Regions from separate parts of the Homo sapiens genome. Here region 1 is linked to region 2. The links are chromatin contacts, found by Hi-C in ENCODE. All regions are on one chromosome and are shown on one strand. The core of a region is the stretch at or near the end of the contact, and the rest is flanking DNA. Distances in the headings are between cores, read along the strand shown. Region 1 holds the start of CCDC3 (coiled-coil domain containing 3). Region 2 overlaps CAMK1D (calcium/calmodulin dependent protein kinase ID).

Region 1 (2,923 bases), core at 355-2,854, 280 kb before region 2:
ATATCTACTTCAGAATATTGTTTGGAGAATTTATTAAGATGACATATGTACAGTCCTTACAACAGTGATTGGCCCATGGTCAACAATGACTAAGGTTTAGCAATTCTTATTATAACTTGGCAGTGTGTGCTGTGAGTCTGCCTGCCAGGAATATAAACCATTTGGGATCCCTGCTCTCTTTCTCTAGCAAACCTGCAGAACACCTGCTAAATAGCTCATATAGACTGAATTATGTCTCCCCTCCCACCTCCAAATTCATATGTTGAAGTGCTAACTCCCTAATGTGACTGTATTTGGAAATAGGGTCTTCAGGCAGGTAATTAAATGAGGACATAAGGGTGGGGTGATAACCCCATAGGACTAGTGACCTTGTTAGAAGAGGAAGAGACCAGGGCTCACTCTTTCTCCATCACACACAGAGAGAAGGCCACGTGAGGACACAGTGAGAAGGTGGCCGTCTGTAAGCCAGGAAGAGAGGCCTCACCAGTAACCAACCCTAGCACTTTAATCTTGGACTTCCTGCCTCCAAAACTCTGAGAAAGTAAGGTCTGTTATTTAAGCCACCAGACTAGAGTATTTTATTATGGCAGCCCTGGGAGACTAATAGCATTATGAAATTGCATAATTTAAATATTCAGGGTGGATGTGGGGGCTCACGCCTGAAAGTTCAGCACTTTGGGAGGCTGAGGTGGGAGGATCGATTGAGCCCAGGAGTTTGAGACCAGCCTGAGCAACATAGCCTGTCTCTACTAAAAACAAAAAATTATCCGGGGTGGCAGTGTGCTTGTATTCCCAGCTACTTGGGAGACTGACCTGGGAGGATCACCTGAGCCCAGGGGAGGTCGAGGCTGCAGTGAGCCCTGATGGAGCCACTGTACTCCAGCCTGGGTGACAGATATAGACCTTGTCTCAAGAAAAAAACAAAAAACAAAACAAAAAACCTGTTGCCTTTAGAGATAAAGATGGAACTGTGGAGTCAGTATCCTCAAATTCACTCACTGATGTGAAAAGCTGTTTGGGATTTACTTCTGAATGTATTTCTCAGGTGTACAGTGTTTAGAAAATGGAATCAGGGATTATGGAAACCAAGAAAATCAGGGCCAAATGATTGCTTTTTGGAATCTTTTATCAAAGCTTTTCTAAGATCTTCATTAAATAACTAGCAAATCTGAGAGAGCACGAGATCTCAGCCCACACTGAATTTCCTAATCTCTGGGAATATAAAGTCAGATTTGGTTTCTATGTATTTTTACTCTGAAATGTAGAGAAAATGTAAAAACTTAGGCAGTAATCGTGCAAATTAAGAGTCATTCTTTAATGAATGCCTTGCGTTTGCAAACAGGCTTTACGCCTGGCAAGCTCGGACCACGTCCATCGTGGGGCGCCAGGAGATTGCTGGGCCACTGTCCCCAATTCAGGGCTGGGTCCCGGCGTCCCCGCGTTCTCCGAGTCCCTGGTCCCCGCCCCAGCCGGCGCCGGGACCCGCCCGACTCCCCGCCCCTCCCCCGCCCACGCCCCAGCCGCAGGGGGCAGGGCGGGAGGCGGGCGCCCGGCGCGTCCAGTCCCCGGGACCCTTTTAAAGCGTGGCGCGCCAGGGCCGGGCATGCCGAGCCCCGTGGCGGAGACAGCGGTGCGCTCAGCTCCCGGGAGCGGCCCGAGCAGCCGAGCGCCCAGGGCTGCCCTTCCCGGGCCGGCGGGCTCCCCGGGCTCCCCGCCGCCGCCCCGTGCGCCCCGGGAGGGCCCGGCATGCTGCGCCAGCTGCTGCTCGCCGCGCTCTGCCTGGCGGGTCCCCCAGCGCCCGCGCGCGCCTGCCAGCTGCCCTCCGAGTGGAGGCCCCTGAGCGAGGGCTGCCGCGCCGAGCTGGCCGAGACCATCGTGTACGCCAGGGTGCTGGCGCTGCACCCCGAGGCGCCCGGCCTCTACAACCACCTGCCCTGGCAGTACCACGCCGGCCAGGGGGGCCTCTTCTACTCGGCCGAGGTCGAGATGCTGTGCGACCAGGCGTGGGGCAGCATGCTGGAGGTGCCCGCCGGCTCCAGGCTCAACCTCACCGGCCTGGGCTACTTCTCGTGCCACTCCCACACCGTGGTCCAGGACTACTCCTATTTCTTCTTCCTCAGGTGAGCCCGGCGGCGCCGCCGCCACCTCTCTCTCTCTCTGCGCCACCTCCCGAGGTCGCCGTTACCTAGAGCCAGGCCGGTAACTCCCCGGGCAGCCTGTCGGTGTCAAGTGAGAATGCCCCTGGGGCGCCTACCCCTTGCCTTCTTGGATCTTTCTTGCTCCGTCTGACGTCTCTACAGACATCCTGACTACCCCTGGTTAAGGCGGTTTAAAAGACAGGGAAGGTTTCTGTGCCTTGTACACAGAAGAGCATTGCAGACAGAAGCTCAAAGCGCCCTCCAACAGTCCCTTTGACTTGGGTTTTTAAACTGGCCTCAGTGGGAGTAGATTGGGACGGTGAGAAAAACAATCTTTGAAATCAGTCTGTGGCTGGCATTTTGGCTCTGCCCTTCCTAACCGTGATTCTGAGCGCATTTCTTGACACCTTCTCAAGAACTTCCATAGCCTCACCTGTGTAAAGTGAGAGACAGGGCTGGTTGAGTGAGGAACGTAACTCATGCAAAGCACCTGGTGCAGGTTAGAAGTTGACCAGCTGTCCACTCTCTCCTCTTCCTCATTTGCTCAAATGCCAAGATGTGAATGGTGTGGAATGTAGCCCGGGATTGCTTCACTGTCTCATATCAGCTGCCAGGTTCTTTGAAATAGCAAAGGTTTACTAGGGCTTGGGGTTCTGCTGCTGGTAAAATCCTGGGTAGCAATGCTTTGAGGAGTGGAGAGGTGAACCAGGCCAGGAGGTCCTCTTTGATTATAGACCACTGGAATCTTCTGAAGTTCCATGAACTTCAGAACTTGGCCTGTGGTC
Region 2 (3,297 bases), core at 675-3,174:
GCTGGAGGTGCAGTGGCACAATCTTGGCTCATTGCAAGCTCTGCCTCCTGGGTTCACACCATTCTCCTGCCTCAGCCTCCCTAGTAGCTGGGACTACAGGCACCCACCACCAAGCCCGGCTAATTGTTTTGTATTTTTAGTAGAGATGGGGTTTCACTGTGTTATCCCCGGGATGGTCTCGATCTCCAGACTTCGTGATCCGCCCGCCTCAGCCTCCCAAAGTGCTGGGATTACAGGCGTGAGCCACCGCGCCCAGCCTGGAGTTATCTTAAAGTCTACCATGGACTGTCTCCCAAAATGCATATACTGAAATCCTAACACCCAAGGTGATGGTGTTAGGAATGGGGGGCCTGTGGAGGTGATTAGGTCATGAGGGTGGAGCCATTGTGAATGGGATTAACGCCCTTATAAAAGGGACCTCAGAAAGCTACCTCACTTAGGGAAACAGAGCCCCCTCTTGTTATAGAGCCTGCTGCACTTAGAAGGCAGCGAGGGGTTTCAGTAACTCCTACTGTTAAAAACTCCTACTGTCTAAAACCTCTGTTATAGACATTAGGTCTACAGTGGTAATTCTGACACCTGGAGTCTAGGGCCATGTCCGTAACCAGTGCTTGTCTATCAAAGGAGGCACTGGTCCACACAACCCTAATCTCCCCCTAGTCATTTCCCATCGAGCCATGTGGCCTAATGACTACTATCTGGAGGCACCTAGTTCATGCATGTGTGTACCTGTTACTACGGGTTACCCTCTGCTAGGTAATAAGCTCTGTGAGCACAGGGTCCTTGTCTATTTTGTTCACTACTATATTCCTGATGCCTACAAAGGCCCTGGCACCTAGTAGCTGCTCAGTAAATATTTTTTGGATGGATGGATAGATGGATGGATGGATGGATGGATGGATGGATGGTGGATGGTAGCCAGTGAAAGAACACAAAATTTTGAAGCTTGGAGCCATCTAATACCATGGATCCCAGATTTTGATCTGCTCCCAACAGTGCTAAATTGAGTAATGCACAGCCCGCCGATACATTTCCTGTGATTAAATCCTATTCTTCCCTGTATGGAGTTCCAGAAGGTGTTTTTATAAGTTGGTTATATTTGGAACAAGAAGTGAAGAAATTGCTAGCCCTCATCAAGGCTGTCCATTAAGTGAGAAAAAAGCCTGTGACTGGTCTCGAATTACTTATCGAGTAATTGAAATGTGTGGGGAACCACGACAGGATATAAGACTAACGGCCACGCTATTCTGTACGTCCAAGCTTCTCTAGACATTAGCCCCTTGACCGTGAAGATCTCGCTGATTGGGCATGCGCATGTTTGCTAATCACGTGGCACAGTTTAGCCAGTTTGTGATTATTTGTGTACAAATGTCTCTATCTCACCCAAAGACAACAAAAGCCCTGCAGGTCAGGGCCTATTTATATCATCTCACACAAAGCCTTGTCAAGAGTCTCCGCTGAATGGATTCACCAATTCCAGAAGACAGGTGCCCTGTCGTTCACTTTTGAAAAATGACTCACGTGGTTCATTTATGTCCTTGGGCCTGCAGTTAATTCAATTCTAAGGCTGAAATGACTGAGGGAGGACAAGGCACACAACAGGCTTCTCAGCATAACTTGCCAAGAACAATCTCCTTACCGTGGAGAGGAAAACCCTTGAATCCTTATTGATTCTTCGGGGCCATTCGAGAGGGAAAAATAATCTTCTCACTCTTGTAGTTTCAATCTCAAAAAAGGGTTGAAGGGCTCCTATTTCCCTGTCAAACTCTGTTAAGACATTCAGGGCACTGTGCCAGCCACTGGCTTGGGACAATGAGTCTCTGTTTGCTTAGCTAAGATTAGAGAATGTGTCAACAGTCTTATCTACCACGTCATCTCTAGATCTTATTACCCTTAAGCAATGAGTGGGTTGAAAGATTAGTAGGAATGCCTAGAAGTAACTTGTTGGAAGAAACTGGTCACAGACCTGCCAAGGTTTGTCATCACTCAGCATGTCTGTGAAGTTCAAGGGAACTGTGTCTTTAATGGGACTGTCTAAAATCATCTGTAAATGAAGGCCTAAGACCAAGAGGCACATTGTCTCCATGATGCTCTGATGCCCAGCCTCTTCTCTCACTGATACCCCAAGAGTGACTCTTCGCTAGGAATTCTGCAGACGGACCAGGCTGGGTTCTTTTATACCCTAATTCAAGTCATGAGTCCTGAGTGACATCCAGTCCTCTGTGGTTCAGATGGAAAAGCGTTTGAGTGGCTCTGTTGTTCACCTCCAAAGGCATCCCTCCTTCCAGGTGACAACAGCTGGGTATTAGAAGCATGTTCTTAAAGGTCTTGCTACTCAAAGGGTTGTCCTTGGACCAGTCCTTGGTATCACATGGGAGCTTGTTCTAGATGCAAATTCATGCCTCCTTTCCTACCCAGACCCACTGAATCAGCATCTCAGAAGGCAGGGCCCAGCAACCTTTGCTTTAGTGATACCCTCAGGTAATTCTTCTGTGTGCTAAAACTCGAGCTGGATTGCTCGCAACTGTCCCCTTCTCAACCACACTTCCCAGAGGACTGGAATCTAAAGGCTGGGATGCGATGAGCAATTATTTTCTAGTCTCTACACCTGCTAAAAGAGTGTTATCCATAGGTTTCATCCTGGGATAACTGTGAAACAGCCTTGCCAGGTAAAAAGTGCTCCCTGAAGGAGGAGGAGTAAGAGTGGCAGGGACGCAGTGGTTCAGTGCTGGCACTGGGTTCTTCCTGAGTTCCTTCAGTTTCCTAGTGAGTGGTTCTGTCAGTGGAAAGGTTAGTGCAAAGTGGCTCTAACCCTAAAAAGTGAAACAGGATTCTGTTGAAGATTGCTCAATCCAGCCTACTCACTCCTTCCTGCCTCACCCCTGCCCACAGGCGCCAGGAAAGTGTTTCCTCCCAGATTTCTCTTGATACAAGAGACCTAGGGTGGTGCATTCATGAAATGAGGGAAATTCTTTTTACAGTTTTCTTTTTTCTTTTCTTTTTTTTTTTCCTGAGGCACAGTCTCACTCTGTTGCCCAGGCTGGAGTGCAGTTGGTGTGATCTCGGCTCACTGCAACCTCCACCTCTTAGGTTCAAGTGATCCTCCTGCCTCAGCCTCCCAAGTAGCTGGGATTACAGGCATGCACCATCACGCCTGGTTACTTTTTGTCTTTTTAGTAGAGACGGGGTTTCATCATGTTGGCCAGGCTGGTCTCGAACTCCTGACCTCAGGTGATCCACCCGCCTCAGCCTCCCAAAGTGCTGGGATTACAGATGTGAGCACTGTGCCCGGCCTCT

What was found. Hi-C counts contacts between places; a loop is a spot of excess contacts on that map. Pooled maps may share reads with other maps.
Region 1: a map of ascending aorta shows a loop between it and region 2 (2.6-fold over the local background). The contact joins the promoter of CCDC3 here to the enhancer-like site in region 2. A Hi-C loop is called at or near these places in 1 of 168 maps with a recorded cell type or tissue (ascending aorta) and 7 of 50 pooled maps.

The regions. Positions count from the first base shown.
Region 1 is chr10:13,000,394-13,003,316 of GRCh38, reverse strand. It overlaps CCDC3 (coiled-coil domain containing 3), which reads left to right and starts at 1,604. Exons shown (of 3, transcript NM_031455.4): 1 at 1,604-2,120. The coding sequence starts at 1,747. RefSeq lists enhancers at 1,474-1,974, 1,975-2,475.
Region 2 is chr10:12,719,123-12,722,419 of GRCh38, reverse strand. All of the region lies in intron 3 of CAMK1D (calcium/calmodulin dependent protein kinase ID), which reads right to left. Among named protein-coding and RNA genes, the nearest start is that of MIR548Q, 4.6 kb to the left of the region's middle. Within about 2 kb of position 1,924, at least 19 of the 41 ENCODE cell types and tissues checked have a DNase peak (open chromatin) inside an H3K27ac peak, as active enhancers do; they include ascending aorta, where a contact is called at or near this core.